Linked DNA regions of Homo sapiens: regions 1 and 2 are each linked to region 3. A link is an interaction called in ENCODE POLR2A ChIA-PET data of the cell type or tissue named here. Cell type or tissue: K562. All regions are shown on one strand. Links, peaks and the distances in the headings refer to the core of each region. The heading gives the core; the rest is flanking DNA. Region 1 overlaps SHANK1 (SH3 and multiple ankyrin repeat domains 1). Region 2 overlaps CLEC11A (C-type lectin domain containing 11A). Region 3 has its middle 7.8 kb from the start of SMIM47.

The links. Peaks named below come from ENCODE experiments on the same cell type or tissue, not always from the same donor. Only the 100,000 strongest peaks of a DNase experiment are listed, where the experiment ranks them.
Region 1: POLR2A ChIA-PET joins it to region 3 with 6 read pairs; 14 of 35 experiments call an interaction of 5 or more read pairs at or near these places.
Region 2: POLR2A ChIA-PET joins it to region 3 with 6 read pairs; 14 of 35 experiments call an interaction of 5 or more read pairs at or near these places.

The regions. Positions count from the first base shown.
Region 1 is chr19:50,712,034-50,718,703 of GRCh38, forward strand. SHANK1 (SH3 and multiple ankyrin repeat domains 1) reads right to left here. Exons shown (of 24, transcript NM_016148.5): 2 at 4,632-4,929; 3 at 4,242-4,445; 4 at 3,626-3,697; 5 at 2,149-2,257; 6 at 1,765-1,916; 7 at 1-81. The coding sequence starts at 4,886. Among named protein-coding and RNA genes, the nearest start is that of SHANK1, 4.4 kb to the right of the region's middle. In K562, for the core only: no CTCF peak of the experiment used is centred there; no DNase peak of the experiment used is centred there; H3K27me3 peaks cover 2,179 bases.
Region 2 is chr19:50,725,461-50,732,130 of GRCh38, forward strand. It overlaps CLEC11A (C-type lectin domain containing 11A), which reads left to right. Exons shown (of 4, transcript NM_002975.3): 4 at 1-248. The coding sequence ends at 7. Among named protein-coding and RNA genes, the nearest start is that of CLEC11A, 5.4 kb to the left of the region's middle. RefSeq lists a cis regulatory region at 2,692-3,411. In K562, for the core only: no CTCF peak of the experiment used is centred there; a DNase peak (open chromatin) is centred at 3,111; H3K4me3 peaks cover 276 bases.
Region 3 is chr19:50,775,028-50,781,697 of GRCh38, forward strand. No RefSeq gene overlaps it. Among named protein-coding and RNA genes, the nearest start is that of SMIM47, 7.8 kb to the right of the region's middle. RefSeq lists an enhancer at 2,586-3,410. In K562, for the core only: no CTCF peak of the experiment used is centred there; a DNase peak (open chromatin) is centred at 2,934; H3K4me3 peaks cover 448 bases.

The DNA of each region.
Region 1 (6,670 bases), core at 1,879-4,378, 63 kb before region 3:
ACCCACCATGGCCGTGTGGAACAGAGGGGTCAGCCCCCGACGGTCCTTGTAGTTGGGGGAACCCCCAAGGTCCAGGAGCGCCTAGGAACGGAGAGAGAACCCAGTAGAAAAACACAGATGACAGTCACACATTAACCAGCTCATTCTGAAGGGCCAGGGGGACTGGACCGTCCTGGGTGACCTACAGTGGCCAATGACAGTCTCAGTTCTGCCGTGATGCCCTTGTGCAACCTTGAGCCTGGCCCTTTCCCTCCCTGGGCCACTCTGATTCCGTGTGAACAATGTGGGACTTGGGTAGATGCCTCCAGAGGACACTTGCACTCTGACATCCCACCCAGCCTTCCCCCTGGGGGCGATCTTGGATGAGCCATTGAAAGACATTAGGGGCCACAGTACCCACCCATTCCACTTCCTACAGGTGGGTTGTTGGGGACAAGTGAGAGGACAGAGTCTGGATGCTGGAGGGTCTCTGACCAAGTGGGAGGTGTTATTAGGTCCAGGATCTCAAAGAAGGGGCACAGCAGGAAGCCAGGGGACAGGTAAGCTTGGGTAAGGGCAAGGATCGGGCCGGCCTCACTGGGGCTGGAGGCCACTTCCTGCCCCCACTTGAAGGACAGCTCTGGGTGTGGAAGGCTGGCAATAATGAACATTAATAGGAGAAAGTCTTGGCAGCAACCTCGTGTGAGGACAGCCTGTAGCAGTGCCACCCAACAGAACGTTTCCCCCATCATGGGGATGGTCTGCAACTGCACCACCCTATATGGCAGGCACGTGTGGGCCCCTGAGCACTTGAACGTGGCTAGTGAGCCTGAGGAACTGAAATTTTAATTTTACTTCATTCTATTTAATTTAAATTTAAACAGCCCCAGGTGGCCAGTGGCTACTGGCTTGGATAGCGCAGGTCTGGAGGCTGGGAGGGGCGTGTGTGAGCAGGATGTGGGTTTGGGGGTGAGTGTGCATGGGAGATACATGAAGAGGATCTGTTAACTCCAGGGGTATACTGCAGATCTTTGTGGCTGGCATCTGACTGCATTAGGGGCTCTTCAGGAAAGCATCTGAGGGAGAGAAGGGAGGGGCCGTTTAGCTGGAGCAGCTGTGCGTCGGGGTGCTTCTCAATGGCTGTCTTTGGGGGCAGCCCATCCTGACCCTCATGTGAAGAGCAATCAGGTGTCCTGGCGGGGGCAGGGGGAGAAGAGTATTTTAAAATTAGACTGTGCAGCTGCCGCTGTGTATGTATTTTGTGGGTGTATGGGTTTGTCTATTTGGGAAAGTGCATTTGAGGCTGTGTACGTGGGGAAGGGGCTGTATTTGCATGTGAGAGAGGAGGGAGGGGAGCTGGTGCAGTGCTGGTTTGGAAGGGTAGCTGGGGGGCTGTTTTCAGGGTGTGTGTGGAGGGGCTCTATCTGGGGGCATAGCAGGGAGCTCACTTCGTATTTTAAGGAATGAGAAGGGTTTACACCTTGGGGAGACAGAGGCAGATTTGGTATTAAGCTGGGCCACAGGGGATGGAGACGTTCTGGGTGTTTAGGGGAGGAGGCCGTGCCCGGGTCTGTGTGATGTCAGCTATAGCCCAGGTGGGTGCATCTGGGGGGCCTGACAAGGGTGACAATAGGGGCTGTGTCTCAGTCTATGGAAAGGGGCTTTGAACTGGGGACATGAGAGGGCCTATTTTTAACTGAAACCAAAGAACTGAGGTTTGAGAAAGAACAAAGGGAAAAGGAGAGAGGGCCCCATGGCGGGGATGGGGGGTCCCCGAAGCCTCACCGTGAGTGCCAGGCAGTGTCGGGCGCATGCGGCCTTATGCAGTGCGGTCATGCCATCCCGGGCCCGGAAGTCAATGTGGGCCCCGCCCAGGCACAGGGTTCGAATCACCTCTACAGAGCCTTCGGTCTGGGCCGCCAGTGTCAAGGGGGTCTCTGAAGGGCGGGAAAAGCTGGTCACATGAAGCCCCTTCTCCTCCCCTCCATCCCTTCCCATTTTCCAGGCTCTGCAGCTCTCCACCCCACAGCCTCTGGCCCCGTGGCCTCCCCCTTGGACAGCAATGTGTTTGGGAGACACCAGTCAGGAATGGATGTGAATGCAGATGGCACCCCTGCTCCCCAGCTCTGTCCTGGCCCTGAGGTCCTCCTGATGCGCACCCCTCCCTACCTCCCGAATCCGAGTCATGGTAATTGGGGTCCAGCCCCTTGTCCAGCAGCCGCGCCACCTTGTCAGATGTCCCGAGCTGCACATACTCCAGGAACTTCTTCAACCCCGTCTGAGCCATGGGCAAAGAGAGAGAAGACAGGACAGTCAGGAGCAAGGCAGAGAAGCAGGGTCCTCAAGCAGCGACGTCCAGTGAAAATATACGTGGAGTCACATACGCCATTGAAAAGCTTCTAGCAGCCTCCTTTACAGAGAAAATACCCAGCCCTTTGGGAGGCCGAGGCGGGAGGATCACTTGGGCCCAGGGGTTCGAGACCAGCCTGAGCAACAAAGTGAGACCCTTATCTCTACAAAAAATGCAAAAAACTAGCCAGGTTGTGGTGGCACACGCCTGTAGTCCCAGCTACTCGGGAGGCTGAGCTGGAAGGATCCTTTGAACCCTGAAAGGTTGAGGCTGCAGTGAGCCATGATTGCACCACTGCAGCCCGGGTGACAGAGCAAGACCCCGTCTCAAAAAAAAAAAAAAAAAAAATCAGGGTGGTTGGGGGTGAAGTGTTAGTTGTGTTGAAATTCGTGTTAATGATATATGTTATTTAACTGATATAGCTACAATGTTACTGTTTCAACAGGTAATTGAGATGAAAATTATTAATGAGGTTATTTAACTTTTTTTTGGTACTAAGTCTTTGAAACCCAGTGTGTATTTCACACTCACAGCGAGTCTTAGTTGGGACCAAACACACTGCAAGCACTCAGGAGCCACACTTGGCCAGTGGTTCCCAAAGTGGACCGTGAAAGTCTGGAGGGATGGAACATTTAGGGGAGGAAAGAGTTCAATGCATGCTGTGGTGGGGAGAGGGTAGACAAGGAGGGACTGGGAGTTTTTCCTTCTCAAGGATCAAGAGTTCTTCATTTCTGACCAAAGCAGTTCCCGATTTCCTCCCAGCTCTCACCATCGAGACACAGGACAGACAGGGGCTGAGGACTGGCGGGCAAGGTACCAGGAGGACAGATATGGCTGGAAAGGGGGGTGTAATGGTTGGATTTTGCAGAGATTCAGGCTATGAGGTTGGGAGAAATGTAGCCTGTCTTTGAAATAGACTCTAGGCAGAAGGACCTTCAGTGTCAGGGTCCTAGGCCAAGGTGGGGAAGTAAAGAGGCCTTGGATGGATATGGGGGGAGGCAGGGGAAGAGAAGGGAGACTCAAAGGAGGCCAGGTGGGAATGATGTGGGCCCAGGCAGAGGGATGAAGGGCAAAAGAGGAAAGTAAGAAGGGGTTGTGATGGGGATAATGGGGGGTATTTGTGGTTGTCTCAAATGTGGTACAGCATCCCAAGTTAAGCGGGGGCAGTGGCCAGAGGGATCGCTGGCTTGGGGAATGTGGAGGTCTATTGGGAAGAGGTGGGGAGAGAAAGTGGTTGGGTAGGGGGCTCCAGTGGTAGGGGGCTATAGGGGATAGATGCCAGCAGGGTTTTCTCACCTTCGTGTGCAACTTGGCCAGCTGCTTCTCATCCAGGTTGGTCTGTTTGTAAACTCGGGTCTTGTATCGGAACTGAGGTCAAGGGTAGGGTAGTGAGAGAGACACAGAGACTTGGAATCAGGGGCCTGGGGAGAAGGCTTGGGGTAGGGGAAGGTCTGATCCCCTTCTAATTCCCCGGGGTAGCTCAGGGTGGGAGTGAAAACAGCCCTGGAACCTTGGTCTAGGCGGTAGATGGGTGGCAGTGGCTTTTCCGACAGTGCTGGGTATTATGGTATATGTGCACTGCAACCCCTGCCTTGAAGGAGGAGGAGTCTGGACCCCACAGGGAATGTTCTAGAGTGCCTACTGTAATTGGGAATCCTCCCCCAATTTGATGGGTGAGGAGAAGCTTGGGGCAGGAAAGTGACTTGGCCAAGGCCACTTAGCTGGTCAGAAGCAGAACAGATGGTAATTTGAACTCAGGACTCTCTGACTTCCCTGTGATGCTTAGAAGGTCTGGACTCGCACACTGGGTGCCCCCTCGTTAAGGTTTCGAGTGTGTTAAAAAGTGGGTGGGGGGCAGATGTGTTTTAGGGCATGCCTTCTCTTATCAGTGAAGGAGTTGGGGAAGCTTCACCTCCAGGTAGGGGACCCCCTTCTCAAAGGACTGGGGGTACTCCCGCAGCAGCCTCTCCTCCTCCAGGAAGTTGGCATCGCGGCCGGAGGTGGCCGGTTGGAACAGGCCATAGTTGAGCACATCCTGCAGGCTCTCGCTCAGGGCACAGAGCACCTGCTGCTTGGCCGTCCAGATGGTGGCATCGGGGTTGAAGCGAAGGCATTTCTGGTTGGGGAAGAGATAGGGGCTAGGGTGGGCCAGGGGCCAGAGGAGAGCCTGAGGTGGGTTGGGAAGTGAGCCAGGAGCTGAGTGTGGGGGTGATTCCTGGGAGGATACCCAGCACCAGTGGACTCCCCATGTCGGTTGGGGCACTGTCCCTCTCCTGCCGCTGGCCAGTGGGCAGGTACTCACTGTCTGGTGCAGGTCCGGGATGCCAATCCTGAAGACCATCATGCTGAAGTGGGCGTCGTCTGGGACGGACATTGAGCGGCCCTGGAGGCCTCTAACAGAGGCCAGGCTACCAGGTGCCCCACTGCCCTGGCCCCGGGTCCCCCGGGGGCCTCGACCTGGCCCGTCTGGGGAGCTGTCGGACTCTGAGCCCCCCTCGGGACACTCGCTGGCACTGTGGCGTTCCTCGTCCTCGCTTGTCGCGGGGCTGTGGGTCATTGTGGGGCCACGGGGCGACGGGGGACGGCAGCATCACAGGCGGCTGCAGGGGCCAAGGGCGGCCATCAGACTAGGAGCCCGGGACCCCTCAGAGGCCGCAGGCGCTATTCGGTGGTCAAGCGGTCAAGGGCAGCCTACCCCCACTGCCCAAGATAGGCAGGAAGGAGGCTGGACACACCCTCGGCCTGCACGGCCTCCCCTGCCGCCTCCTCCCACGCTGGCACGCACACACCCCTGTCCCTGACATGCTTCTGGCATGTGTCTCCTTCCCTGCCCTTGGCCCCGCTTGCAGCCCGCCCCCTGCGCCCCACTTTGCTGGTGACCCAGCGTGGCCGTGTCCCAGAAACCGCAGAATCACCGCGGGAGCTACTGGCCCACTTTGCCAGGCCACAGAAAATGCAGCTAAAATTAGCTAAGGACAGACAGGTGGACAAACTGACAGGCATCCTGCCCTCCTGGCCCCAGCCTGGCCCCTCATCCCAGGGCCGGGGGGTGGGGTTGGGGAGAAGCTGAGGCTGACACTGAGATGTAGTAAGGGGGAGAGGGAGGTGTGGTGAGCCTGGAGCGGGTGGAGCTGGTGACTTCACTCAAGTGTGGCTGACAACGCGTGGCATGCCGAATAGTGCTGGGGAATCTGCCGTCCCAGGGGAGCAAGGGGCACTGAGATGGGGGTGTCATGGGCAGAGCATTTGGCCTAGGGTGTCCCCAAGGGAACCACAAGAGGTGGCTTTTGGAGACTGGGGCATCTTGAGAGGGTGTGCGGGTAGGTGGGGAGGTCGGCCTGGGGAGTGCTGTCCAGGTGACAGTGGTGTGGTGGCCCGGGTAGATGTGGGTGGCTGCAGATGACCTGTAGCTCTTTTCTAGGACTGCAGGGTGGGTGGGCTGGCTTGCTGGGTACTAGGGGCTCCACTCTGAGGACTGGGGGTGTTAGGAGGGAGGCTAAGAAGTGAGAGGAGGGTCTGGGGAACTGAGTGGGGGATCATCTCTAGATCCTTGCTGTTCTCCCTTGAGGTGGCCTTATGAGGGTGGAGCCCCTTCCAAATGGGGTCCGCCTCCCTTCTGTTCTCCCCCAACTCCCACCCCAGCACCGGAAACCAGAATGTCTGGTCTGGTCCCTCCCCCCAACACCAGGCCCGGTTCCTGCACCGTTGCCATGGAGATGGGAAGCAGTGGAGGGTACTGCTGACTTTGGGGGAGTGGGGATGGGCTGGGGGGTTGGGAAAGGGAAGACTAAATGTGTGTGGTGGGAGGAGAGTTCCAGGAGGTGTGGGCGAGCGAGCCTCTAACCCAGGGCCGGCGGACCCCTCCCCCACGCGCGGCAGCGCTGCGAAGCCCCCTCCCCCTCCAGGTACCCAGCCACGCCGCCCCACCTCGTCCCTGCGGAGACCCCGGCTGCCTCCTCCCTGCCCCGCCGCACAGCCCACCTCGCGATCTGGGGCCCGCAGACACTCCCCCTCGGCTGACCCTGGCTGACCCCCAGCCTCAACCCCGCTCGGAGGGGGTGGCCGGTGGGATGAAAGAAAAGCTGGCTAGGGCCCCCCGCGCGTACGGCTGCCCCAGCCCCCCCGGGCCGGCTCCGGCCCCTCCCCCTCAGGGCTCGCGGGAGGGAGCGGGCACGCTCCGCCGGGGCGGCATGAATCAAACGCTCCGCGGCTAAGAATAGCTGGCACGCAGCTGGTACCGAGACGGGCTGAGGAATCGGCGAGGGGGGTGGTGGAGGACGCGAGAGAGGGGGTGCCCTGGGAGGCTGTGGGGGGACAGGGGGCGGCTGGCGTGGCCGAGAG
Region 2 (6,670 bases), core at 1,761-4,260, 49 kb before region 3:
CTTCTAGCGGGGCCGGTACCCCGCCTCCCTGCCCATCCCACCACCCGGCCTTTCCCTGCGCCGTGCCCACCCTCCTCCGGAATCTCCCTTCCCTTCCTGGCCACGAATGGCAGCGTCCTCCCCGACCCCCAGTCTGGGCGCTTCTGGGAGGGCTCTTGCGGTGCCGGCACTCCTCCTTGTTAGTGTCTTTCCTTGAAGGGGCGGGCACCAGGCTAGGTCCGGTGCCAATAAATCCTTGTGGAATCTGACTTGAGGGGCAGTGAAGGCAGTCTTGGACTTTATCTCCTGCAGGGGAAGCCGGGAAGGGCCAGACCCTGGTCTTTGGGCGCGTGTCCTGGCCTTTGGATGCCTGTTCTGCTTTTTACAGATGTCATTTGAGCCCCAGATGGAGTGATGGAGAAACACAGGTGCATATGTACACACGGTCATCTGTTCTGTGCACAGATGGCCGGAGTACACGCGTACAAACGCTGTAGACACCTTCACCTCCATCGTGCCCTCTCTCTCGGCCTTTGGGACCCAGGGCCTGCCAGTTGTCCCAGGCCTTGGTCTTGGTCCTGGTCAAAGAGATTTGGGAAACGTGAAGGGGCTAAAGGCTCTGACAAGTCCGGCAGGAAAGAGCCCGTTTAATTTGTTTAAGTGGCGTGTCCAATTTGTTTCCCCAGATGATATGGTTTCATGGACTTGTTGGGATGATATATTGAGACATGGACTTAAGGACTCACCCAACCCTGAAGCTTAGACTTCCTCCCAATTTTCCCTCCTCTGCTTCCTGCCAGTGAGGCCAGGAGCCAGTCCCTTCCCCTCTGTGAGCCTCGGGTTTTTCATCTGAACGTGGGCACAATCCCTCCTACTTTGTGCGGCTCTTGGGATGTTCAGGTGAGACCAGGACAGTGTGCATTTGGTGGTGGCTGAACTTGAGCCACACACTACCTTCCGTCCTCACCTTTTTTTTTCCTTTTTTGAGACACGGTCTTGCTCTTTCGCCCAGGCTGGAGTGCAGTGGTACAATCATGGCTTACTGCAGCCTCAATCTTCTGGGTTCAAGCAGTCCTCCCACCTTAGCCCCCCAAGTAGCTGGGACTACAGGCACGCCCCACCACACCTGGCTAATTTTTGTATTTTTTTATAGAGGTTGGTTTTCGCCACGTTGCTCAGGCTGGTCTTGAACTCCTGAGCTCAAGCAATCTGCCCTCCTGGGCCTCCCAAAGGGCTGGGAATACAGGCATGAGCCACAGTGCCTGGCTCTCCCTCACCATTTTTCATACCTTTACTCCCTGGGGGCAGTGAAGACACCCAGGAGTCCGCCAGCCGGGGCCTCAGCATAGTGGCCAGCTCTGTCTAGAGGAGAGGCTCTTTGGAAATCACCCTAGTACCTCCCCCAAGGTTGGCATCATGGGCGTGACCCTGACATCAGGGAGCCTAGGAATGGGGATGTGACCCTGTCTGTCCTTACCACTCTGCCCCTTCCCTTCCTTCAGCCATTGCACCACTGCCTAAAGGGTGACCATTGGATCCACACATGGGAGGAGCAAGCCATCACTGTCAGCTTGGATAGAGGGGAGATCACCCACCCTTCTCCCTTCAGGAGACATTTCTCAGCCCCACATCCCCAGAGGAATACAGAATAGGAGAGTGGGGGTGTGGCCTGGAGTCAGCCTTCCATCAGAAATTCTTCTCATGCTGAGCTTCAGTTTCCCCGGGGAGGGATAGGCAGCCCTAGATCTTATAGCCAACCAGAGGTCAGATTAGGCAGACAATGATGAGTATCTATTATTTCCCAGAGGGGTCTCTGCCCTGGCAGAGCTTCCATTCTGGAAAGTATTTGGGCATGGTACACCATGGCTACCCGCCCAGATTCTAGAGCCAGATGGCCCAGGTTCCAATCCTACCTCAGCCACTTATCTCCTGGGAGAACCTGAGTGAGACATAACCTTGCTACTTCTCAGTGTCTCCATCTGTACTGTGGGGATAATAACAGTATTGATCTAGAATAGTACCAGACACAGAGGGGTCTTTGCAGTTCCCAGATCTGAGCTTCACCAGGGCAATTCAACCTCACCTTCATCTCTCTGTACTCTCTCCTGACACTGTGCTTTTGTATATGCAAAGATCTCCATCCTCCCTCCTCTCTAGGGTAAACACCCACTTCCAAGAATTGGATAACACATCACCCCAACAACCAGCCCTTCCCCCAGCCCCTTGCGGGGTTAGGGATCCCCTTTGGTATCCACAAACCCCTTGTTCCTCTCTTGACCCAGCCCTGATCAGACAGGCTGAGGGACACTCCAGGTGCGTGGGGGAGGGCAGGACAAGGTATGACTATCTCTGTCCCCAGCATCGCCTGGCATATGGGAGCCCTTTGAATGAAGATGCTTGTGTGGCATCATGCAGGGGACCCTGAGATGAGTCGGATCTCGGCTGCTTTTCCTCCCTGGCCTCCCCAAGGCTGGGTGAGGCACCTTCTCTAGTTTCCCGTAGGGTCCAGGGCTTTCCACATCACTTTAGGTGCCACTGTCTGGTCTGACAGACAATGTCTGTCTCCCTGGCAGGGCCTGGAGCTATCATACCAAGCACAGGGCCAGCTGTGGGCATGCAGAGAGAGAGGTCTGAAGTGGGGAGTGGCGTGCCTGCAAGGACGGTTTATGCATCAGAACAGCACGCCTATATGTGGCATTCGGCGCTGATTCCTGACTCTGGTCTGCGTGGGAAACCTACTCTCTCCTCCAGGAAGCCCCCCCAGACTTCCTGCGGGCCAGAGTTTGCCAATGTCCTCTCCCTGGCTCTCTGCGGAGCGCTGGTAGTGTGCAAGGCCAGAGCCATGGACCAGGGGAGGCCTCGGCAGCTGATTGGAATAGATGCATTAAGGGATCCCAGGGAAGTAGTAGAACAAGGGCAGGAGGCCTGGGATGATTCGACGGAGGAGGAAGAACCAGCGGCCGCACGGGCTTGCAGGGCGATAAAGCCCAGGAGGCCGAGCAGCAGGCGCATCACCGCCTTACCAGCACCACGTTTTTCCGCAGTAACCGGATGACTCCTACGGGTCACCTCGCAAGCCCCGCCCCCTCCTCCCATGTGAGGTTCGCCTGCCTTTCCCCGCAAGCCTGAGGGCCACGCCTTGGCGGTGAGGTCGGAGCTCCGCAGTCTCCAATCAGAGCTCAGACCCCTCCTCTCCACCCAGGCCTCGCCCCGAGGTACTCTGGAAAATGTAGTCCTGTCACGCGCCCACGGGTAGGAAAACCCCAAGTCGCGAAGCCTTAACATTCAACTCACGTTTGGATCTCTCAGACGAGAGTTTTTCAAAACAGGTGCATTTCCTTGGGTAGATCATAACCACTTTTTAAAAAGTGAAAAAAGTTCGTATGAAATATTAGTATCATAGAAAATGGTAAGACGCTTTTCAAAATTTAAACGTCGATATGCTGAATTAACAATATAAAATTCAATATAAAATTTCTTTGTGGCTAACCACTGGTCCAAACCAACTTAGTTTCTTTCTTTTCTATTTATTTTCAGGTTCTGTTTTTTTTTTTTTTTTTTTGAGACAGAGTCTCACTCTGTCGCCCAGGCTGGAGAGCAGTAGTGGCACAATCATAGCTCACTGCAGCCTCGACCTCCTGAGCTAAAGCAATCCTCCCGCCTCAGTTTCCTGAGTAGCTGGGACTACAGGCGTGCACCTTAAAAATAAACAAAAACAAAAAACAAAAAAACCAGACAATTTTAATTTGGAAATAATTTTAAACTTATAGATAACCTACACAAATATAAACACTGGAGTACAAACAAATCCTCTACTCTGATTTGTTTGTTAACAGTTTACCTCATTGCTTTGGCTTCATCATTCCATCTATCCATCCATCCACCCACCCACCCACCCATCCTAGCCCAATCATCAGGGACAAGCAAGACAAAGTCAGGTTTGTTGACCCACTGAAATGAGAGCGATCAGCCCCCAGAGGAGAAGCTGCAATCAAGTTATAGGATTTGGAAGAAGAGAGAAATTTGGATGAAATTTAAGTGAAACAATGTTTAGCTAGGTTTAGAACAAGGTAGGAATGTGTATAAGGGAGTCAGCATCAGGCCTGGGCCGCATACAGTAGCTCATGTCTGTATCCCAGTGCTTTGGGAGGCCAAGACAAGAGGATCGCTTGAACCCAGGAGTTCAAGACCCGCTTGGGTGACATCTCTATGGAAGGAAGGGAGGGAGGGGAGGGAGGGGAGAAAAGGGGAGGGGAGTGAGGGGGGGAGGGAAGGGGAGGAGAAAATTATCTGGGTGTGGTGGCACACGCCTGTAGTCCCAGCCACTTGGGAGGCTGAGGTGGGAGGATTGCTTGGGCCCAGGAGTTTGAGGTTGCAGTGAGCTATGATTGTATCACTGTATTCCAGTCTGGGTGACAGAACGAGATCCTGTCTCAAAAAAAAAAAAAAAAAAAAGGAAATATCAGATTTGGACTGCAAAGTGGACCTAAGGTCTTGTTTCCCTGGAAACTACAATGTTAATATAAATGTGGCATGCTGTGCCCAGAAACTTTTTATTTAAAACTCTGCACCAGGGCTGGAAATGGAGGCTTCTTATCTTTGTCAAAGTGACAGATCTTCCAGGAAAGAAAGATGAGTCTGTTTCATTCTTACGGATAGACTTTCATACCGCAGAGTTTCCCACAGTCTATGATTTTAGAGAACAAAGTTTCTCAGTGAGTAAGATAGCAGTAGTCGCTCATAAAGGGGGCTGTTAGAACACTTTTACTGCTGCAGCTCGCCCCTGGGTGAAATGTGTCCTGTTAACCTTGCGGTTGGCTTTATCTCAGTCTATAGATGAAGGGCAGGCCAGATTTTTATAGTATTAGCTGGCTTTAGCTCATATATATATATATATAATTTTTCTTTTCTTTTGCTGCCTTTCTTTTTCTTTCTTTCTCTCTCCCATCTTTCTTTCCTTTTTCTTTTGTCTTTTTTTTTTTTTTTTTTTTTGAGATGGAGTTTTGCTCTGTCATTCAGGCTGAAGAACCATGGTGCAATCTCGGCTCACTGCAATCTCCACTTCCTCAGTTCAAACAATTCTCCTGCCGCAGCCTCCTGAGTAGCTGGGACTACAGGTGCCTGCCACCACACCTGGCTAATTTTTGTATTTTTAGTAGAGACAAGGTTTCGCCATGTTGGCCAGGCTGGTCTTGAACTCCTGACCTCAGGTGATCCACCCGCCTCGGCCCCCCAAAGTGCTGGGATTACAGTTGTGAGCCACCGCGCCCAGCCAGTTGTCATGTCTCTTTAGCCTCCTTGAATCTGGAACATTTCCATATTTATAATATTGACATTTTGGTGGCCGGGCGTGGTGGCTCACGCCTGTAATTGCAGCAGGTTGGGAGGCCGAGGCGGGTGGATCACGAGGTCAGGAGATCGAGACCGTCCTGGCTAACATGGTGAAACCCCATCTTTACTAAAAATACAAAAAATTAGCCGGGTGTGGTTGCAGGCGCCTGTAGTCCCAGCTACTCGGGAGCCTGAGACAGGAAAATGGCGTGAACCCAGGAGGCAGAGCTTGCAGTGAGCCGAGATCACGCCACTGCACTCCAGCCTGGGCAACAGAGCAAGACTCCGTCTAAAAAAAAATTTTATATATATATATGCACACACATTTTGGAAGAACAGCTCCTTGCCCTTTTAAAAATAGAAGTTCCACATTTTTAGTCGGTCTGATGTTTCCCCATGATGATTAGATTCAAGTTATACATTCTCCACCAGAATAATGAGGTGAGGTGTGTACTTCTTTGAAGGTATCCCATCTGGACATAGTCAGTGTCCTACTGTGCCTCATTAGTGAAGTGAGTTTTCATCACCCAGCGAGCTGATGTCCCATTCCCCAGCTCTATAATACTCCTTTGCAGCTAATAAGCAGTCCAGGGGCAGATACTTTAAGACAGGCAGTATCTGCCTTTCATCAAAATTTCCCCCTTGATTTCGCACCCATTGATGATTCAGCTGATGTGGGCTTATTATGAATAACAAAAGATGCTCCTGGCCTGGTAGGGTGGCTCACGCCTGTAATCCCAGTACTTTGGGAAGCTGAGGCGGGAAGATCACTTGAATTCAGGAGTTTGAGACCAGCCTGGGCAACATAGTGGGATCTTGTCTCTAAAGAAAATATAAAAATTAGCCTGGCATGGTGGCAAGAGCCTGAAGTCCCAGCTACTTGGGAGGATGAGGTGGGAGGATTGCTTGAGCCCAGGAGGTCGAGGCTGCAGTGAGCTGTGATCATGCCACTGCACTCCAACCTGGACAACAGAGGGAGACCCTGTCTGAAAAAAAAAAAGACAAGAAAAAGAATAGGACGTTACTGTTAAACGCCTTCTCCCATCCCCCTCGCCAGTACCTACCATCCTGACTTGTGTTTCGCCGTTGCTTGATTTTCATTATTATTTTAGCATGTGTGTATGTTTCCCAAAAAACATCTTATTTAGTTTTGCTTGTTTTTTGGGCTTTGGAGTAATAATACACGTATTCGTTGTCTCGAACTGCCCTTATAAAGTACCACAGGCTAGGGGACTGAAACAGCAGAATTGATCATCTCCCAGTTCTGGAGGCTGGAAGTCTGGAGATCAAGATGTTGGCACGGTTGGTTTCTTCTGAGGCCTCCTTCTTTGGCTTGCAGACGGCCGCCTTCTTGCTGTGC
Region 3 (6,670 bases), core at 1,606-4,105:
TTCTACATCGTGAGTATTTTCCAAAGAGTATACCTTTGGGACGGCAATACATAAGATATCTAGCACATGACTTTTCAATGGTGGTGGCTAAGTATTCCCTTATATGTATATACTGTGCACGGAAGTAGTGTTCCCTAATCCCCTACTGATGAGTTGCTTTGAATTTGATGCAATGATATTTTTGAAACTTTGAAAATTATTCAATAAAACACACATTCTGAACAATACATAAAGAAAATAGAATGGGGGGAATTTGTTTGATTTATCACTAAGTGAACAACCAGGCAACCCAGCCATAAAACAATGTGGCCACCCCAGGGCTCCCCTCCCACCTCCTCGCCCTCTCAGTCAGTCCTCCATCTCCTTTAAAGATAACTTTTGTTTTGTTTTGTTTTGTTTTGTTTTCTGAGATGGAGTCTCCCTCTGTCATTCAGGCAGGAGTGTAGTGGTGCGATCTCAGCTCACTGCAACCTCCGCCTCCCGGGTTCAAGTGATTCTCCTGCCTCAGCCTCCCTAGTAGCTGGGATTACAGGCATGTGCCACCTCATCTGGCTAATTTTTTTTTTTTTTGTATTTTTAGTAGAGATGGGGTTTCTCTATGCTGGCCAGGCTGGTCTCAAACTCTTGGCCTCAGGTGATCCACCCGCCTCGGCCTCCCAAAGTGCTGGGATTACAGGCGTGAGTCTCCCCACCCTGGCCAATATATTTCAATTAAATATATCAATGCTGATATTTGTCCATCCTCACATTTTGTCGGTCTCTCTCTCCATCTGTCCACGCACTGTAGTACCTCCAGTATGATGAGCAGACAAGACGGGGACATGAGGTCTGGGAAACCCAGGGAGGGAGCCCTCAGCATACCCACTGTGCTGCAAGGGGCACAATGCTCAGAGGTACCTCCCAAAAATGTTGAACTGTGTTAAAGTCGGCGCAGGTAGGACGTCACGATATTTTACCTATTAATTCTTCAGCCTGTATCTTCTAAGAACAAGAGCATTTTCCCTGTAAAATTATAATATTATTATCTCCCTCAAGAACTTTACCATTGGTATTATCTAATAAACAGGCCATATTCAAATTTCCTAACTGTTCCAATAATAAACTTTAGAGCAATTTTTTTTTTTGAGTCAGGTTCTTGCTTTGTTGACCAGGCGGGAGTAGAGTGGCATGGTCATAGCTCCCTGCAGCCTCGAGCAATCCTCCTGCCTCAGCCTCCCAAGTAGCTGGGACGACAGGCATGTGCCATCATGCCCTCATTAAATTTTTTTTTGTAGAGACAGAATCTTGCTATGTTGCCCAGGCTGGTCTTGAATTCCTGGCCTCAAGCAATCTTTCTGCTTCAGCCTCCCGAAGTGTTGAGATTACATGTGTGAGCCGCTGCCCTTGGCATGGAGCATTTTTTAAAAAGCAGGATCCTGCAATGATATTCTCTGCCTCTCCTTGAAAAAAAAAAAAAAAAAAAAGACTATGCATTAGGTCACAAATAAAACATAGGTTGATTCCCCAAAGCAGAGGTAATACAGGCCATATTCAAATTTAGAAATTAATAACAAAAGATGAAAAAAATGCTTCAATTGCCTTGGACATTGCAAAACACCCTTCTAAATAACATCTTGGTTCAACTGTTAATTAAAACTTAAGTTCTACTTCATTTAAAGCACACTACATATAAAAACTTACGGCCAGGCGCGGTGGCTCATACCTGTAATCCCAGCACTTTGGGAGGCTGAGGCAGGCAGATCACCTCTGGTCAGGAGTTCGAGACCAGCCTGGCCAACATGGTGAAACCCCATCTCCACTAAAAATACAAAAATTAGCCAGGTGTGGTGGTGCATGCCTGTAGTCCCAGCTACTCAGGAGGCTGAGGAAGGACAATCACTTGAACCCTGGAGGTAGAGGTTGCAGTGAGCTGAGATTGTGCCACTGCACTCCAGCCTGGGTGACAGAGCAAGACTCTGTCTCAAAAATAAATAAATAAATAAATATTTTTAAAAAATCTTATGAGATGGGGCCAAAGCTGTGCTCAGAGGAAAATCTATAGCTTATTTATTTGTTTTGTTGTTGTTGTTGTTGTTTATTTGAGACAGGGTCTCACTCTGTCACCCAGACTGGAGTATGGTGGCACCATTGCTCACTGTAGCCTCAACCTCCCAGGCTCAAGTGATCCTCCCACCTCAGCCTCCCCAGTATCTCCACCATGCCCAGCTATTTGTTTAATTAATTAATTAATTAATTAATTTATTGGTAGAGATGGGGTCTTGCTATGTTACCAAGGCTGATCTCAAATACCTGAGCTCAAGCCATCGTCCTGCCTTGGCCTCCCAAAGTGTTGAAATTACAGGCGTGAGCCACTGCACTCAGCCTTTAATTTAATTGTAATTAGAAGAGAGAGAGAGAGAGAGAGAGAGAGACAGAGAGAGAGAAAGTCCGAGAGGAAATTAGCAAAGCAAACAATTCAGGAAGAAAAAAAAGCTATAAAATAGTGCACTGAAAGTTGAAAGAAAGCGTTCATAGAGATTAGAGGGAGTTAATTTTAAGTAAAAAATTATGGACAATAGTAAGAAGCTGGTTCTTTGGAAGGAGAAATACTCTTTTCCATGTTCTGTCTCTCTCTCATGTGTGCACACAGGTACACACACACAAAACCAACAATAATATTCTTTTACGTTTGTGTTTGTGTACTTTTGTGAATGCTTCAAGAAGGCAGAAGAGCACAATGGGACACAAGTTGCTTCCACTCTCTGTGCCTCAGTTTCCACCAATGTAAAATGGGGATAATGGCAGTAGCTCCCTGAGAGGGTCCCTGTGAGGATGACTTGCGTTGCCGTGGGTGGGGCGCTTGGCTCCGTGCCTGGCACCGAGGAGGTGCGATGTGTTTGCTGTGATCAGTATCATCCTCTGTTGCATAAATTCCTCCTGGGGAACTGCCGGGTTAGAGGGAGTGTTCGATGTCGCAGACGCCGCCGCGAGCGCTCTGCAAGCCTGTTTCCCACGGCTTCGCCAACGCAGCAACCGCCAAGTCAGCCTCTTTGATCTTTGCCTTCTCAGAGGAGAAAAGTGGGATCCCGGGGAGGTTTTTAATTTGCATTGATTTTCTAATGAATGCGGTTCAGCATTCTTCCAAGGAGGCTCTGCGGTTTTTAGAGCTGGCTGCAGGATCCTCCCTGGGGAGACGTGGTCTTTGCTGGGGCAGAGCCAGGCGCGGTGGTGGAGGTGGGTTTGAGTCTCGGGGAGCGCGCGGGAGCTGGGCACGGCCCCGTGCTTGAGAGGATCTGGCATTTTCCTGGGCAGCCTCGGCGAGAGAGAGTCGTGGAAGGTGAGTTAAGCCTCCGGATTATACTCTGCCAAGCAGGGACTAAAAATTCGTATCCAACAGAATTGCTAAGACAGCTGAAGACTGCGATTCACGCCTTCATCCCTTAAATAATGACAGCTCACAGGTATTGATCGTGACCTAAGTACCAGGCCCTGTCCAGAGCTTTCTAAACATGTGAACTCCCAAAGTCAGCATCACAACCCTGAGGGCGGTGCTGCGATTATTCCCGTTGTACAGAGGAGGAAACTCGAGGCTCAGAGAGGTAAAGTCATTTACCGAAGGTCACACAGCTGGCTGGGTACGGTGGCTCACGCCTGTAATCCCAGCACTTTGGAAGGCTGAGGGGGGCGGATCACCTGAGGTCAGGAGTTCGAGACCAGCCTGGCCAAAGATGAAACCCCCGTCTCTGCTAAAAATACAAACATTAGCCGGGTGTAGTGGTGCATGCCTGTAACGCCAGCTACTCTGGAGGCTGAGGCACGAGAATTGCTTGAACCCGGGAGGCTGAGGCTGCAGTGAGTCGAGATCGTGCCACTGCACTCCAGCCTGGGCGACAGAGTGAGACTCCGTCTTAAAAAAAAAAAAGAAGAAAGTCACAAAGCAAGTAAGTGTAGGATGGGAATTTGACCGGTCTGACTCCATTAACCCATCCAGTTATGTTTACCGAGCGCCTGTCTGGTGAAGGTCACTGTTTTTGGTGTGGGAGAAAGGCAAAGAAGACAAAGATACCTACCTTTGAAGGACTAGCATTCTAGGGAGTAGCACTGACATGCCGGGGGCAGTGGCTAACATTTAAGGGCGAGGGGCTAGCATTTAGGGGGAGTGGATAACTTTAGGAGGCGGGGCTAAAATTCCAAAGGGAGAAACTGATCTTCCAGGGAAAGAAATTGACATTCAGAGGGGAGGGACTAACATCCCAGGGGGAGGAGCTAATATTCCAGGGAGGAGGAGCTAACATTTCAGGAGGAGGGGCTAATATTTTTAGTACAATTATACACTGTTAATCACTACCTCTGTTTCTAACATTTTAGGGTAATTGCATGCTCTTAATCACTACCTCTGATTCTCTCAGGCAATAAAGGAGGGGCCAACCTTTATGAGGGAGGGGGTAATATGCCAAGGGGAGGAACTGACAATCCATGGGAAGAAATGGACATTCTAGGGGGAGGAGCTAACAACGAGGAGGGGCTAACATCGCAGGAGAAAAATTGACATTTAAGAGGGGAGAAGCTAACATCGCAGGAGAGAAATTGACATTTCAGAAGGGAGGAGCTAACATCATAGGAAAGAAATTGACATTTCAGGGGGAGGAGCTAACATTGCAGGGGAGAAATTGACATACAGGAGGAGGGGCTAACATTCAAATAAGGGTGCTAACATTCAGTGGGAGAGGCTAACATTGCAGGGGAGAAACTGACATTTCAGGGCAGGGCTGACACTCTCCATCCTTCAGATTCTACAGCCTCTGCCTCCTTGCTATACCCTGTCCCTACAAGTATTGGCTGAGCTCATAGTAGGTGCAAATCTCTGCCACCCTGGGGATTTGAACATGCCTGAATAGAATGGAGTCTGCCCTCATAGAGCTCGCAGCCTGGGGGCAGACAGTTCTGAACGGAATGATTACACAGAAAGACATTCACCTCCCAGGCAGGAGAGGTAATCACGCGCTCTTAATCACTACCTCCGTTTCTCTCAGGCAATACGGGAGGGGAGGCGGCACCCCCATCGTGGCCTGGTTTGAGATGTTCCCAGCCGTAGGAGACAGACTGTCATCAAGTGTCGGAAAATAGCTGTCATGGGAATCCTCACCTCCTGACACCTTCCCAGCCCCGTGCTCCCGAAACCCTCCCCGCGTGGCTGCAGAGTTGTAGGTTCTGCTCCTGGTGACGGGCAACCCCGTAATCTCCAATGCTCACGGCAGCTCTGCTGGGGCACAGCAGCTCCTGGGGGCCAAGGTCCCAGCCAGGACGTGGATGTCAGGGCCGAGACTGGAATGTAGAACCGTGGGAGTCCAGAGCCCAGGTCCTTCCCCACGAACCACCAGATGTGGTGTGGGTTTCCTGGTTTCCGTTCTTGTTCAAGTGGAATAAAAGGAAAAGGTGGGGGAGTGACAGCCACACCTAATGTCCCCCCACCATGGTGGGGGATTTTTGTCTGTTCCCTTTGCTGCCGTGTCCCCCGTGCCTGGGATGCGCCCAGTGCTGAACGATGCCCCTTTGCACATATACAGTCTCACGCTGATTGATCTGGGTTTACTAAGTGTCAGTGATTCACTCCCTTGAAAATGGGAGCCCCATTTTCAATGTGTGACTCCCATTGTGATCGTAGGTTCTGGGGACCCACAGAGGACAGGCCCAGACCCTGATCTCAAAAACGCCTCAGAGGCCAGGTGCGGTGGCTTACGCCTGTAATCCCAGCACTTTGGGAGGCCGAGGTGGGTGGATCACTTGAGGTCAGGAGTTCAAGACCAGCCTGGCCAACATGGTGAAACCCCATCTCTACTTGTGTGCAAACAGAGCTTGCTGGTCCTCGCACATGGGACAGAATGAGGGACAGGAGCAGGCCACCGGCTTTTCTGGTTTCTGAAGGAGTCTGTTGTGAAATATGCAAGTGCCTTCCGACCATGCGCACCAGGCCCTCTGCCCTGGGGAACAATGTGCTTCACGTTCCTTCATTTTCAAGCTCCTGAATGTTTCCAAACTAAAATGTAAATTTGGCCCCATGTTTTGAGTCTTTGATGTATCCACGGAGCTCCCTCTGAAATGCACTCAGCTCCAAGAGGAGGAAAATCGACCTCTGTCTTCTGGGAACGCATTACAGCGAGGGCTCTTGACCCTGGCTGCACAGCAGAATCTCTAGGGAGAGCTTTTAAAATAAAATCGATGCCCGGGCCCCATCCCCAGACCTTGTGGTTTAAGTGGTCCAGGGTGGAGCTCGGCTCTGGGAATTTCAAGACCTCCCCAGGGATTTCTGCGGGCAGCTGGGCTGAGACCCATCTCTCTGTGGTTGTGAAAATACAACCTCGGGCCAGGCATGGTTGCTCACGCCTATAATCCCAGCACTTTGGGAGGCTGAGGCAGGCAGATCACTTGAGGTCAGGAGTTTGAGACCAGCCTGGCCAACATGGTGAAACCCCGTCTCTACTAGAAATACAAAAGAAAAAAGAAATGCGAGCATGGTGGCTCAAGCCTGTAATCCCAGCACTTCGGGAGGCCAAAGCAGGTGGATCACCTGAATTAAGGAGATCGAGACCAGTCTGGCCAACATGGCGAAACCCCGTCTCTACTAAAAATACGAAAATTAGCCGAGTGTGGTGGTGCACACCTGTAATCCCAGCTACTTGGGAGGCTGAGG